2 separate regions of the Homo sapiens genome follow, and region 2 is linked to region 1. A link is a loop called in an ENCODE intact Hi-C map of the cell type or tissue named here. Cell type or tissue: A673. All regions are shown on one strand.

Region 1 (8,000 bases):
ATAGTTTTCCAAAGAGAAATTATTTATACTTTCAGGGAGTCAACATTGTAGTCAATATTACATGAAAATTAAGTAGATATATGGAAAGATCAGGCTGGCGTTTGTTGGATACATTTACTATATCTTACTGCAATATGGGAGAAATTCAGTAAGTAGCAATGGATTTATTTAATCCTTTAAAAGGGATTTCTTGATATTATAAGAGTTAATATTAACTGGGACTACTCTGATTTGCCAATTTTTAATAATCCATCAATCTGACATTTACATTTTGGCTTTGTTCAAATTATGTCCAAAAAACTGCTAATAGCTAAGCAAGAAAAACATTATATATAACACAATACTGAATAAAAGAACTCTTCAAAATTATTATTATTTATATGGTGGATCTTATTCTTTACTGATCTCTGTATTGTGTAATTTCTTAAAATTGGTACTGGACCGATGTAAAAGTTATTAAATACATTGATTTTAGTCCATTGGTTTTTATATGTTTTCAAGCAAGAAGCAGACATGAAATCTATTATCTTTGAAGTAAGAATATGTATTTATGGAGTATTTCAAGTTCAATAATTATTTCTTCCCAAAATAATAGTTTCTATATTTAATATGTAAAATAATTCTTATAGAAACCTAACAATTCTGCCATATTTTGCTGCAAATTACATAAATGAAATTGTAGTTACAAGATATTAGAATGGCTGTAACCCACAAACCCTGCTGTTAAAACTAGAAAATAGAAAATTAATCTGGTACTATAAGGAGAGAAGAGAGGAGAGATAAATTACAGCCGGTGTGGCAAGAGTTGTGGGATAAATATTATCCTAATACCTATTTCAGCATCAAATAGGTATTCACTCCAGTCTGTCTATATTCATAATCTCCCTTTCTCTTTTATTCACTATTTTTTTCTTCCCCGGCATACTTTCTATTTAACTACACTGTAGAATAAAATTATTAAAAAATACTGTTTATTCCTTTTTGAAATTTCCAAAAATAGCAGTCAATTTGAAATGTTCATATTCCAATAACTACAAGAATATATAAGCCATCAACATCAAGGGAATTGTACTTGTTTCTTTCCCCTCATCTCTAATGAAGTTAAATTTTGGCCTGTCTGAGAAGAGCTGGTCTAACAGTTTTAATTGTGCAGAGATGGAATAGGCTGCCACCTGAGGTAGTAACCATCCTGTCAGAAACTGAACAAACATCTATGACAGCCAGCCTCCAAGATGGCCTCTGCTCACCACCCTCTCCTGGTTGGTATTCACACCTTTGTGTGATCTTGTCCGGAATTTCAGTAATGATATGTGACCAATAGAATATGGCAGAAGTGATAGTATGTCCCTTCCAAGATTTGGTTGTAAAAGGCACTGCATCGTATATTTTGGTCAATCTCTCTCACTCCCATGGATCACTCACTCAGGGAAGCCGGCTGCCATGTTGTGAGTGGCCCTGTGGAGAGACCTACGCAGTGAGGAAGTGAAGCCTCTTGTCAACAGCTTGTAGAAGTGGATCCTTGTGCCACAGCCTAGTTGTCAGATGACTGCAGCCCCAGCTGACAGCTTCACTGCAGCCTCATGTGCGATCCTGAGCCAGAACCACCCAACTAAACTGCTCCCACAATCCCAAACCTCAAATTGGGTGAGATAATAAATGTGTGTTGTTTTAAATTGCTAAGTTTTGGAGTAATTTTGTATGCAGCTGTAGATAAGTAATATACCATCTGACAGGAATATTTCCTTTGGGTGCAAGATGAGATTTTATGATTACTCACATATCTTCTAATTCTTGTGTTTGTTAAAACAAATGGAGGTGGGGAGAAACTTCCCATTAAGCATTTTATAACCAGACAATGTAACTGTAGAGTTTAACCAAAGTAATTTGTAGGGCAACAAAATGTTTCTGCAAGGGAAGGAGCAATAGCAAGTAATCTTTGTAGTTTCCCATTGATAGTCCATTTATCTCTGCCACAAATTAGAAGTTGTAAAGATTAGGTGCACAGGTGGGCAGGTAAGACATAGCATTAATCACAGTATTAAGACAGCAGTTGACTGTAATATTAGGCTCATTAGATAGGTAGATAGATACACACACACACACACTCATTACAGTGATAGAAACAAATATTGGTCTTCAGTCTCATCAGGATATTGTGTTTGTGATAAGCTATTGTCATAAAATGTCCCAAACCAATACACAAACCTAATAAAAAGTCAGGCAGAAGAAAAAGAAAAGGCAAATAGTTGCAAAAGAGTAAGGTAAGAGTTGTTCAACTAAGGCAGCTATCAGTGGGTGGGTGAGCACATTAGTAAACTCAGCACCTGAGATGAGTGTATGGATATCAGACTTGATCAAAATGCCAAATTTATATAAAGATTACACTTGGAGTCTTTTATTTGCTTGTAAATGTTATCTAATGAGTTACTAAAAATTATACATATAGCCCATATGCTGATTTCAAAAATCATTTTAAAAAAATCACAGACAGCTTGTTTGCCCAGAATGCAGTTGATTTTTGATCATTGTTGTCATAAGACATGGATGTATGTAATCATCTGAAATTTACCCAAATATCATTGAGCTTTTAGTTTTGACTTTCCAGCAACTGGTGCACCTGGAGAAACTTGTGCTGTCTGCTGTCTTTAGATAGAAATTTGCTGGAAGTATGAAAGAGCAATTGAAATAATTATTTTTACTTTCTTGATCTCCTCTTGTTGCCTGCTAATCAGGGAAATAAAGAAAAAAGTGAACAGACAAATAAAGAAGCAAAGGTCCTCCCCAGTCAGCTCTGAAGATACCTATGCTCTGTGCTCCCCGTTGATCTAGCGAGGCCTTCAAAAATGATTTAGCCCACTAGGAGTTCTCCAGTTCTTAGGATAAGCATTTATGCCCAAATTGCCATTATAGTGATTTTCTGTGCTCTCTAGTCTGTGGCATTGTATTTTTATCATCCAAGCAAGTGATTAGTGGAATCTATTCATGCTTTATCTGTGGCAAACTCAAATTTACATTCTTTCCCAGCTTGAGGGCTGTATAGTTGGATGGAGTGTAGAGCTACTTATAAAGGGCCTGCAAGAAGAAGTGATGGAGGTTGGTTGGCTAATGGGTAGTTTTATTCAATATAATTTATTTTGAAAAATCAGCTAAATGAAAAGTAACTCCATGGTCAAAATGATCTTTTGTGTATCCTACAAATTTCAAATTCCATTATATCACTGAGATTAATAAACACACTATAAGAGCAAAATATCTTAAGAGAGTTCCTCATACTGAACTATTCAGTGTTAATTATATTAATAGTTGGGCATGGTGGGTGATGCCTGTAATCCTAGCACTTCTGGAGTCTGAGGAGGGAGGATCGCTTGAGCCAAGGAGTTCAAGACCAGCCTGGGCAGCATAGGGAAACCCTATCTCTCCAAAAAACAAAAAAAGTAGCCAGGTATGATGGCACACACCTGTGGTCCCAGCTACTGAGAAGGCGGAGGCAGGAAGATCAGTTGAGCCGGGGAGGTCAAGGCTGCAGTGAGACATGAGTGCACCATTGCAGTGCAGCCTGAGCAACAGTGAGACACTGAAGAGAGGAGGGAAGGAAGGAAGGAAGGAAGGAAGGAAGGAAGGAAGGGAGGGAGGGAGGGAGGGAGGGAAGGGGAGGGAGGGAAGGGGAGGGAGGGAAGGAAGGAAGGAAAGAAAGCAAAAGAAGAAACAAAGAAAAAGGAAAGGAAAGGAAGGAAGGAAGGAAGGGGAGGGAAGGAAGGAAGGAAAGAAAGAAAAAGAAGAAACAAAGAAAAAGGAAAGGAAAGGAAGGAAGGAAGGAAGGGGCTGGGTGCAGTGGCTCACACCTGTAATCCCAGCACTTTGGGGGGCCGAGGCAGGAGGATCACAAGGTCAGGAGGTTGAGACCATCATGGCTAACACAGTGAAACCCGGTCTCTACTAAAAATACAAAAAAATTAGCCAGGTGTGGTGGTGGTCGCCTGCAGTCCCAGCTATTCCAGAGGCTGAGGCAGGAGAATGGCGTGAACCTGGGAGGTGAAGCTTGCAGTGAGCCGAGATCGTGCCACTGCACTCCAGCCTGGGTGACAGAGGGAGACTCCGTCAAAAAGAAAGAAAGAGAGAAAGAAGGGAGGAAGAGAGGATGGGAGGGAGGGAGGAAAGGAAGGAAGGAAGGAAGGAAGGAAGGAAAAATTACATTAATATGATTAAGATTTACCGGAAATCTGTCATTATTTGAGAGAAAGAATTTTGTCTGATGCACAGAGAAAGGAAGGGGAGCCTGAGAAGTTCTAGGTGGGTATGTTTTGGCTAGGCAGGGGAGCACTGGAAAGCAAGTGAAAAGCACAAAAGGAAATTCAAAGGTAAGATTCAAAGATTCCAATCTTCCTACCTTCCTCATGGTTTTGCCGAGGGCTGTTTCAAAGGTTGGTGCACCTGGAGAAAGCCTTGCCATCTGCTCCCTTTGGACAGCCTCAAGTTTGCCTCTGCTGGAAGTGAGCTTCCAAAATTAGTCTGGAACATTAAAAACCTCGGTTTCCATTAATTCAGCTCAAGGTCCCCAAGGACTAGCATATTTAATCTAGATTTAGCTGATTAGCCTGCATTTCGCTGTGTAATTCCCATCCTTGGCTGCTAAAATGGGAGGAAAAAAGAGCAAGTGAAAGTAACAAGTCCTGTCGGGATTTGGCTCAAGGCAGGAGTTAGAGAAGCCAGGTGGCAGACTGCCTGGGAGGAAGTGCAGAGTGGGAACCAAGGGTGAGGCAGAGGTAGAGTGTAGAGTTGAAGGTCAGTGAAGGTGAAGAATGAGTCTTATGAAGTAGTTATTGATGCAAGGGCAGGAATCTAGCTACTGACAGATCATCAAGGATTAAGAGAAAATCTTACACAATACTTACCAGAGAACAATGACATTGAACTTTGTTCCTCTGACCGGATGTGGATCTCAAAATGTGAGTTCAGTGTGGGAGCCAAGCTAGCACATACATCTGCTGGCTTAGAGGAAGAGGATGGAGATGAGAAAAGCAAATGATTGCCTTGGAATGTTTAGAGCAAATGGATGCACTTTCCACATCTTCTCTTTCCCTCTCTATTTTTAGTTCAATATACAAGGATTTCTGTGGCTCCAAGAAATCTCAACATCCTTTTCCTAAAAATACAGGAAGCTCCTGGATGGACTTTATGAATTTTCCATTTTATAATTGATTTTGCCTCACCAACCCTGGTCCTACAGAACGTAATTTAACAAAGCACATATGACTTATTTATATTTATGAGAAGTTGTGGGAAAATATCTTCATATGTGATGCTTAAAGAAATGTTGACTTCAGAAAGACTATTTGCTTTCGTTATCATAATAGTTGAGCCAATATTAACCAAATTATTTTTAATGAGTAGGGAGTCATTCATTTTGAGAGAAAATGTTTATAAATCATATCTTCTCATTCATGTAGTTTAATGTTCTGAAGTAACTGAAATCTATCTAAAAGAAAAAACACATTAAAAAAATACAAAGATGATGTACAAAGAGCACCTATTGAATTTGATGGCAACTGCCCTTCCATAGGATATGCTGAAATGAACCAGAATTGATTAATTGCACATTTATCCATTTATTTTTCTTTTAAATATTGAAGTTCTGGGCACCAATTACCAAGATAAAGTGAGGAGGAGGACATAGGCCTTGCCTTTATTCAACTTAAACATTTAATGGAAGTATTTTTCATCTAGAATTTTCTTTATCCTCTTTGGCCATATTTGGTAGTAGATCAGATTTTAGGACTATTCATAAAGTCTTTTTGTATTTCTTAAATTATGCATTTTATTTAATATTTACTTAAAAATTATTTTAAAATATCACTTCAAACAAATTTTAATAAGAATTCATTTAAATGAATGGAAGAATTTTTTAAATCTCATATATGGGCATTTTTGGTAATTAAAAGCAATACGGAAAGATACCTACTCTGTTAGTTTTCTAGTCAGTAATATTATTTTACTTTGTATTGATAGTTGCAGAACCACTCAGTATGAAAATGCGTCCTGGTATAATAATAGAAGGCAGGCCCGGTACGGTGCCTCACACCTGTAATCCCAACACTTTGAGAGGCCGAGATGGGCAGATCACGAGGTCAAGAGATTGAGACCATCCTGGCCAACATGAAGAAACCCCATCTCTACTAAAAATACAAAAATTAGCTGGACGTGGTGGCACGTGCCTGTAGTCCCAGCTACTCCGGAGGCTTGAGGCAGGAGAATCGCTTGAACACGGGAGGCAGAGATTACACTGAGCCGAAATCACACCACTGCACTCTAGCCTAGTGACAGAGTGAGACTTCGTCTCAAAAAAAAAATAATAAAATAATAATAATAATAATAGAAGGCAATATTGTGAATACTTACCATGTTACACCTCTGTTCTTAGTGCTTTACAGGGGTGATCTCATTTAATCCTCCTCTCTCAATTCTATGACATAAGTAATATTACATCCATTTTACAGATATGGAAACAGAGGCATGCTGAAATTGAGTAAATTTGCCAGGGACACATAACTAGGGATTACTGAGGGTGGTTCAAACCCAGGGAGTCTGGGTACAGAGAGTGTGCCCACTGGCACTCTGCTGTGTTGCCCACGTAGCACCTGGATGTTGCTGTGTCCCTGAGGATTTTAAAATCTATTGCTTTTCATGTCTAGACACAGGATCAGGAGTCATTTGAACAATGACCAGTTTTATTCCTATTTCCTTGCAAGTAATTAAATGCTAACAATCATTTAATTTAGTGTCATGTAGTACAAAATGCATTCATTTGTTTTATTTGTCCCGCAGTGTGGCCACTGATTCCTGACGGTGCAAGGGCACACTGTAAGGGTTCAGTGTCTTCTCCTCAGTTATTTCTGATAATATAACCCACTTAGACAGATATGCACAGCATCCCTGCATGCACACACACTGTGCACACACACACACCTACACAGGGACTGCCCGGGAATTCCTTTTACTTTCTTAATTAAGGGAATTAGATAGAAGAAGTGCTAAGTACTAGCTCACATTTTTGCAGTTTGTGTCTGGCTGTATCCTGCTTCTCTGCAGCAAAAGCTTTCTTTGAATAGCTTTGGTTTTAATTACATGTAGAACTACATGGCTATGGATGTGTCATTTAAAGATGAAAATGGATCTCCTTCACCTTTGAAATGGGGAATAAGTAGTTGAGACTATAGAATGTTAGGATTGGAAGAAATCTTAGAAAGTACCTAACGATCTAATATAGCCTCCCAATCATGAAATCATTTTTATATAGTACTCCTTGCACTATCAATGATGGTTAACATACTTTATTACCAGGTATTCTTTTCCATCTTTAGACAAATATGGTTATTAGAAAGTTGTTTCATTTTTAAATGAGTTCCTGTTCACTTTTTCTTTCCTTCTGGTATTGTCTAGCTCACTGAGCTTTACTGCTTGGCACTCAGTAGGCACTTAGTATATACATTTGTGATTAAGGAAGTTCATTTACCTTTTAGCATGAGGAACATCGAGCCCATTTCATCAGATGTCTTTTCACAGCCACTATCAGATAGAATCTCTGCTTAGCAGTTCACCAGCTACGGAAGACAGTCATACACAGATCATTTTAATTCACTATATGCTAAAAATATATATGTATAAGATGCTACAGGATTCCAGAGGAGGGGCATTGGATGGGACAGAGAGGTGGAATAGGGACGAAGGGGGGTCACAAAATGTTTTCTAGAGTAGATAAGTTTGAGCTGAGTCTTAAACATGAGGATGATTTATCCCATGAAGAAGAAAAGCAGAGGTAAAAGGGCACTTCAAGGGGAAGAATAGTAGCAAAATAGCATGGAGACACAGCAGCATATGAGGAAAATCTAAGGGGCTCCATAATGCTAGAAGATAGAGTAAAAGTGGGAGCAGAGGAGCAGGGCTAGAGGATGGGGGAAGCCAGGTCACTGGAGGCTGTGAGTGCTGCGTGTGATCACTTCATG
Region 2 (8,000 bases), 130 kb after region 1:
AACCAAGTCCCCCCAACCTCCCGCCCCAGGGAGGCAGTTAATAGAAAAAGAGAAGGATTGTGGCTTGAAATCCAGGGAAGGCTGTTCTTTAGGGGGCAGGAGAAGAAGGAATTAGCTGGGGAGGATGCAAAGAGAGACAGGAGAACACGGGTGTTTCTTGGCATGAAGGCTAAAAGTATTAATAATGTTAACAGGATTCAGACTAGGAAATTTCGTTAACATGGTAATGTCATAATTTTAAATCTAGAAATTTCTATCTTTTGAATATGGCATCTATTTTATAAATTTGTATAATTATGCATCATGAAATTATAAATTCAATCATCCCATCTCACCTACCTGACTTCTCCTTTTTTTTTTAGGACCACTATTATCTCAATGTCAAAATCTTTGGGTCATCCTCGATTTATTCTTTCTCCTCTACTTGTCCAGCCTCTCACTAGGTCTTGGTTGTTTTTCCCCAAGTCCTTTTAAATCCCTGCCTTCCTAACATCCTCTCGACCAGCCACCATCCTCACGCAGGACCTCACTGTTAGTGCCTCACCCACGAACTTCACTCCAAAATTCCATTTTGCAAGCAAGCCCAAAATACTGTTTCTGACATGTTTTTAATAGTATTTGTTGAATCCTTCCGTACCAGACACTATGCTAAGTGTGCTATTTCATTTAATTCCTATAACCCATTTTACACTTTGCAAATGAGCAAATTGATCTCTAGAGAGTCTGAATAACTCACCCAAGCAACTAAGTAGAAAAGTGTGTCTAACTCCAAAACCAGAGCCCTTAGCCACTGTGGCATAATACTTCCTGTGGCCATGTATAAAAGAGACGATGGTGACCAGACTCCAGGAGATAAAGCTGGGTAAATTAGGATCAGGGTTGTAAAAGATCCCATTAATTTCACCCAATGGACCAACATTTATTCAAGGCTTTTAAGCAGGGACTGGAGAAACAGGCACATGATCAGATTTTATTTTACTAAATAGTTCTGATAGGCAAATGGTGAATGGATTAGATGGACTTGAATCTGAGGCAACCCTTGTACCTCTGGTGTTGGGGCAGTGAATCGTTGGCACTCATGAGCCCTGTTGGAAGCCCTTGACTTAGCATGTGCTGTGCTCTCCTCATGGCATGTTCTTACTGGATTTCTCTGTCTCCCAAACCTCCTTCAAGGCACTTCTCTATTGTCACCTTCCTGGGGGAGGCTGAGTCTCTCCTCCACACTCATGCAGCCTCTACTCAAAGCGCTTAGGGTGTTGCAAGCCTGTCATGTTGCAGCCCGTTGTGCAGTGATTCTCACAAAATCTTGCTGAAACAGTTCTACCCCCATTTCAAAGATGAAGAAAGTAAGTCTCACAGAGTTGATGTGACTTGCCTCTCTAGATTGTATCTGAAGTATCCTTGCATTACCAATGCTGGTAACTTGCAAATGCTCAATAAATGTGTAACAAGTACATTTAATTACCTTTACCTGTTAGTATGTTTTATTTTATTAAAGCTCCTGGATAACAGGAATTATGCTTTTGAAGCTTTCGTAATACCCAGCAACATGTATGGCACGCAGCAAATGAAATTACTTGATTCCTTTAACAGATTTTCATTTTCTGTTGTTTTCCTCTTTTCATTTTGAATACGATACTTTAGAGTAGAATTTTAAGTGGGAACTCTTTTGCCAGAAATCAGCAGGACACCAGGCTCTCTTGGAAGACCATTTCTTTTGTAGGATGATATGATGCTTATATGTTAGACAACTATTGTACCTGGCAGAATGAAAGTGCAGGTGGAAATAGGGTTGTCAACTTTTATTCTCACAATACCTTATAATATAGGTATTATTTTCTCCCCATTTTACCAATGACCAAGAAAGACACAGAAAGGTTAAGTAATTTCCCCTAGGGTCACACAGCTAGAAAGTGGCAGAGCTATAATTTGAACCCATAGACACCATAGTTTAGAGTTTATGTTCATTCACTCAATTAATAAGCGTTTTATGCCCTAATATAGGCCAATCATGAATTTACCCTGTAATAGATGGTCAATGAATGTGTACTTAGTGATTATACAATGTGAGTGCTTAGTCAGGGTCTTCACTAAATGATATATAAAAGTAGATATATGGCTTAGTATGGTTGAATCATTTCAGTGAAAAGAATGAATTGTCTAAAGCATCCATTTTTAGTTTTCAGATTTTACATGCTGTACCAATTCATCCTCAATTAAAAGAAACCAATTGCAAAGTGACTAGGAAATAGTCAATTATTGTTTTAGCTGCCAAGCTTCAAGAATTAGCATTCTAGAATTTACAAAAATGTTAAGCCAGGAAAAAAAAAAGTCATAAAACACCATTTCAACCGCTTTTGAAATTCTGCCAGATACTAGTAATTGTATTATAATTTAAATTTTGGAAACTTAGAATTTTAGAGTTGGATGGGAACTTTGGAATCATCTGTGCCAGCTGCGTACCTCATGCCAGAAGCATTCATACAACATTTTAAAAATAAGATCTTTGACAATGTTCTTTTAACATTTGCACAGTCAATAGAAACAGTTATAGATTTCTTTACGCTATCACTTAAATTTGTGCCTATGGCTAGTAAAATACGATAACCTCTAGCTAATCCAATCCAGCAGTTTCTTGTCACCCTTTCCTGGCTCTTTCTCTTGCCCACGTTTGAGAAATTGGCTTGATATTTTGGAGTGATTCTTCTAGATATTATTGAGCATTGTCCTCTAGTCCTCTAAAGCAGGAGTCAGCGGACCTCATCTCGTGGATCAAATCTGGCCCATCTCCTGTTACTGTAAATAAAGCTTTACTGAGACACAGCCACACCTGTTCTCTTATGTATTGTCTGTGGCTGCTTTTGTTCTAGAAAAGCCAAGTAGGGTACTGGCAACAGAGGAAGTATGGCCCTTAGAGCCATTTACTCTCTGGCCCTTTGAGAAAAAGCTTTCTAACCTGTGCTTTAAAGTATTACAGTTCTTCGCATGTTTTACTTTTAAATATCACTATTTCTTATTCCATTTGTCATGTGGAATAAAATGATTGTGATGGCCTGAATGACATGAGCCCACACATGGTTTGACTTTCTTCTAATGTTTAGTAATTAACTGTTCTTGCTCTCTCTCTTACACGTGCTTGCACGCACACACACACACACGCCCACGTTTTTTTCCTGAAGCTCATAAACTGGAGACAATAACGGTCTTTGTTTCTTTCTGTGAATGTCTGAATGTCTGCAGTTATCTTGGGATATAAATAGTTGCATAATATATTTCTGAAAAAAAAGACACTGTAATGCTGTTTGTGATCATAAAAGACATTGTTTATCAATATTACATGTGTTTATGGCTCTGGTTTTTTTAATACAATTATATGCAAATAGTCCCTTCTTGGGTAAATCCTTGTCATATTTTCCTGCAATTCCCCCTGCTGGCCACATCCTCGCCAATCAGAGTGGATGATTTTCTCACAGTTTTTGCAACAGGCCAACTTCTTGCTAGGCATTCTCTGGTTGTTTTCCTGCCTCCTCTGTCCTCCATTAAAAGATCTTTGCCAAAATGTCACCTTCTCAGAACAGCCTTCCCTTACCTGTAACGGCTCCCTCGGCTCTTTCTCTGTGATGACCCTGACATTAGTCGCAATGTGCCGCTCTCTTGTGGTCCGTGTTCATGTTCTGTGTGTATGTGTGTGCGATGGGAGGGTGTGGTCCTGCCCCTTCTACTGGAATGTAAACTTCACAAGAACAAGGACTGAATCTGTCTTCCTCACCACTGTCTTCCTAGATTCTAATATTGTAAAGCATTTAGAAAACAGAAAGTGGCACATAAATGACAAGTGATTCAATAAATAAATATAAAATAAATGAATGTCCTGAACTTACAAGTGTTGAAATGGTAAGAGTTTCTAATCACATCTAGATGTCACTGGGATCTTCACTCAATTTTGCTGATGTCACTTACACATTCACTTACTAATCCATCACTTACTATTAAATAATCACTATTCCAGGTACTATCTGTGTTCGTGTGTTCCTTTCTTTCTTCACTTGAGGTAATATGAGTATATTGGTATCATCAGTGCCTCTGGAATTTACTCATTCTGAAAATTTGGGAAATAGGAGATAGTTACCTGTCTGTATAACTGAAAAGGTTTTGTTAGAGTACATGAAACTTTTACTCTAGAACAAGAACAGCTTGAAAAACCAACACGGAAGGAAAATATTTAATGTTCTTATAATAAAACATGTAATGATGTTCTTGCAGTGAAATTGAACAGACTATGATCATTTAAATCACAATGTTCTGGAAGGTTTGGACATGGTGAAAAGCTGGTCAAATGAGGGCACCATTAAGTTTTTCTAAGAAAATATAATGCTTCTGTTCAGCATGCTCCGGACAATGCCCAGAATGTCCCATTTAGATATGTCATCAATAGCTAAGGATAGTACTGATTATGTTGCATTCATGTGAAATCTAGTTCTTTACCAGGTGACCAAAACACTTTGAGACATTATTTTATATATTCCTGTTATTCCTTCAAATTAACTATTTTAGCAAGAAGAGATTCTTTGCCTAAGGAATCAGAGTCCGTTCATGGCACAGCTGTAGACAGAATCCCATTGTCCTAATGCTCTGAAGAAAGCCAGTACTAAATTGGCGTGGGTAGGTTGCTCAGGAAAGCAGAATGGTCAGGTGGAATTTAAAACAGTCCACAACTTCACATTTATCCTTCCTCATCTTCCAGTAACCCAAAGCCTCAGGAAAAGTCGCAGTGTTCCTTGTAGTCTTAGAAAAGCACATATCTACAAGAAAGCAGATTGGCCTGTGAGGATGATGAACCAGTGCTTCTGACAAGTTTCATTCTATGACGCACCACGATTTCCCACCCTCTCCTTCATGATGAAGGAAAGATAGAGGAGCTGCCTGATGTGGCCCAATACAATTTTTAATGAAAAGACAATGCTGAGATACTGCATTACCATAGTGTAGTCCGGACAGCCATATGCTTGCCCAAACTATTATATGTGTGTGTAATACTTGAATTTAGATTGGAAATTGGAAGCTCCTTATGGGTTTCTCTTAATCTTTAAAGGTGCTACCCGTCTTCATTGCCAAATATCATTACGTTAGTTTTTCTCTCTGTGGAATTTATCAAAAGGATTCTTTTATTTTCTTGTGCTTCATGCAGTGAGCACTAATTTAGCTGTCACATTTCGGTAGCCCCTCTATTATGATTTTAATAATTAGGTGTAAATAATACAATTGTACTTATAGATGGCCTTTGACTGCAAATGCCCCTTGCCCCTCCCTTCCTTACCAAACCAAAAAAACTTCTGTTCACTCTATAGCCTTTGTTATTGTTATGAACTTAGCCTTAACTTATTCTCGAATACTGAGCACAACCTTTAGAAGGAAAATTTCCAGGCATTTCAGGAAAACTACAAGTTAAAAAAAAAATGCCGGTGTTTACCAGCAGTTAGTTGTTCAGTCAAGGTCTTCAGAGTAGCGTAATCTTCAGTGATGCAAAATGTCATATGGAAAGTCAGGAGATCTTGTGTTGGCTTCTGTCGTTCACTCTCATCTTGGGCATGTATTTTTCTCTCCATTGGTAAATGTGGTCCAGCCTTGGAGGTCTGGGGTATTAACTTGGATCCTCGCTGATAGCATGCTCCTTGGTCCTGCTTCTTCAGGCCAGTATTACTTTGTAAGGACCCGTGTCTCTCTGTAGGAACTTAGCAGTTGGAGATGTTTCCATGGTTCATGCCTTCCTGTGTACTGGGGGCTTTCTTTTCTGCTCATTTGAATCCCATAGGAAATTGTAAAGCATTTAGAAAACAAAAAGTGACACATAAATGTCAAGTAATATAATCACATTTTCACGTGTGGAATCAGCAGTTGCAGGAGATACATGCAGTCATTCCTTGGTATCAGAGGGGAATTGGCAACAAGCATGGCCTTGGATCCCAAAATCCACAGATGCTCAAGTCTCTTGTATAAAATGATGTAGTATTTGCATATAGCCTACTCACATCCCCCCGGTATACTTTAAATCATCTCTAGATTACTTATAGTACATAGTACAATGTAAATCTTATGTAAGTAATTGTTATACTGTATTGTTTAGAGAATAATAACAAGAAAAAAAAGTCTGTATCTGGTCAGTACAGATGCAATTTTTTTCCTGAATGTTTTTAATTGGTAGTTGATTGTATCCACGGATGTTGAACCCACAGATATGAAGGACCAACCATGATTTTCTCTAGTGACATAGAATGCTGTTACTGAACTTAGTGCTGTTATTGAGGGGAAATATTGTGTAACTAACAAAGGAAGAAATATCCCATAAAAAACAAGATTTATGTCAAACTCAAAATGCTTTTTGAAAAAGCTCAGTCTTACTGTGGACTATTGTAGTCAGTGATTTCTTTTGACACATGAACCTGTTGCATAGTGTTGAACCATGTAAAATGAATGTTTTACATGTGTTTCTTTTCACAGTGATTGGATAATTTAATTGAATAAGCCAAGAAATTACATATGAAAGCTTCACACAGTTTGTGGCATACCTGGGACAAATATTTTTAAATTTCCTGTGTTTCAGGCCTTATTTTCTGAGGTCTTAATTCACCATTACATTAGATGACAAATTAGCAATAAAATAGTATTTTAGTATGTTTTTCTATTTTGTAGCAAATGTATGATTCTTACAATTATGCTGAGTTATGTTTTTCAGATAATATATTTTATTTTGAAAAATCATTATCAAGTCAACTGCTGGGAAATACACTAGTAAAGTAGCCCCAATTTTGCCTTGTGAAATCAATTGACTTTTTTCTTTCATCAATGGATCAACTAAATAAATGCTTCCAGATGTATTCTTCTGAATTTGAAATCTTCCTTTTCTTTTCTCTTCTCTCTTTCCTACATTGTATTTTTGTACCTCTTCATTTTTGCAGTAAAATGACTAATGATTACCAAAAAATGCAAGTAGTCAATACCCTGATAGGGTGGAAAAAAGAGACTAAATCATGTTTTTTCCCCTTTGGAAAAATAGTTATTCTTTTAAAAGTGTATTATTGACTGCTAATCTATTTTCTCAGCCAGCCGGTACCACACCCTACTTTGAGAAGGGTGTGAAGGTGCATGCTGGCTTTTGAATAATCTCAAATCATGCATAGTAGCTCCTGCTGATGTTCAGAACTGCCACCTTGCTTACAGGTTCAACTCTGGTGGCTGCTTCCAGTTCCTCTTCTGAAATGATATAGTTATTCTTGGAAATTTTCAACTGATATTACAGTGTCATAAGCCAAATGATCAGGGATACAAAATATGATTATGCAAATCTGATCTTAAGGCAGAACTGAAGGGTTAGTGCTATAAATGAAGTGAAGGAAATTCATCTTCTGGAGATACTGTCATGCCACCTTTTGCTATTTCCTGTAGGATGTTCTCATTTCCCTTGAGGGAGAAAGGTTTCATTAATCTGGGACAGCTGTCTGAAGAGGTTTTATCCTTTTTAGAAGTTGCCTTTGAAAAGTGTCTTTGATATCTACGTTTTTGGGTTTCTGTGATTTAAAAATAAAAATCTTGAAGCACCATATGTAACCACTGTTAGAGTAATGAGATTGCTGCTGTGAGGTTGCACCACAGACTTGTGGCAGGTCAGGGGAAAAGCCATTTTATGATGCTAAGCACCTATAAATTTCTAAAGGGTTCTTCCAAGAAAAAAAGCATTCTCATTTCTTTAGAACTATAAATGCAGGGCTAATATATCTACCTGCATATAAACATATATTTACCCTGTATGTGTGTATATGTGACACATACACACATGTATGCATACTCCATTTATACAACGATATAAAGCAAATAGGTATAGAGATGTTTAAAAATGTGCTGGGCAAGTATTTTAAACTGTGCATTTGTGCATGATATTGAACAGGTTAATTCGGGCTAGATGGCAAACAAGCTTTGTATTTTCCTGAGAGATGTGATCTTAG

Evidence for each region. Peaks named below come from ENCODE experiments on the same cell type or tissue, not always from the same donor. Only the 100,000 strongest peaks of a DNase experiment are listed, where the experiment ranks them.
Region 2: a loop joins it to region 1, with 3 times the contacts of the local background. A loop is called at or near these places in 1 of 110 quality-filtered maps.

What each region holds. Positions count from the first base shown.
Region 1 is chr18:4,261,289-4,269,288 of GRCh38, reverse strand. All of the region lies in intron 1 of DLGAP1 (DLG associated protein 1), which reads left to right. It overlaps DLGAP1-AS5 (DLGAP1 antisense RNA 5), which reads right to left and starts at 4,687. Exons shown (of 3, transcript NR_036489.1): 1 at 4,388-4,687. In A673, no CTCF peak of the experiment used is centred here; DNase peaks (open chromatin) are centred at 3,658, 4,248 and 4,588; H3K4me3 peaks cover 1,223 bases; H3K27ac peaks cover 4,062 bases.
Region 2 is chr18:4,126,356-4,134,355 of GRCh38, reverse strand. The region is part of intron 2 of DLGAP1 (DLG associated protein 1); the gene reads left to right. Among named protein-coding and RNA genes, the nearest start is that of DLGAP1-AS5, 130 kb to the left of the region's middle. RefSeq lists an enhancer at 7,896-8,000. In A673, CTCF peaks have their summits at 3,422 (motif pointing left) and 7,561; DNase peaks (open chromatin) are centred at 3,165, 3,425 and 7,465; H3K4me3 peaks cover 327 bases; H3K27ac peaks cover 309 bases.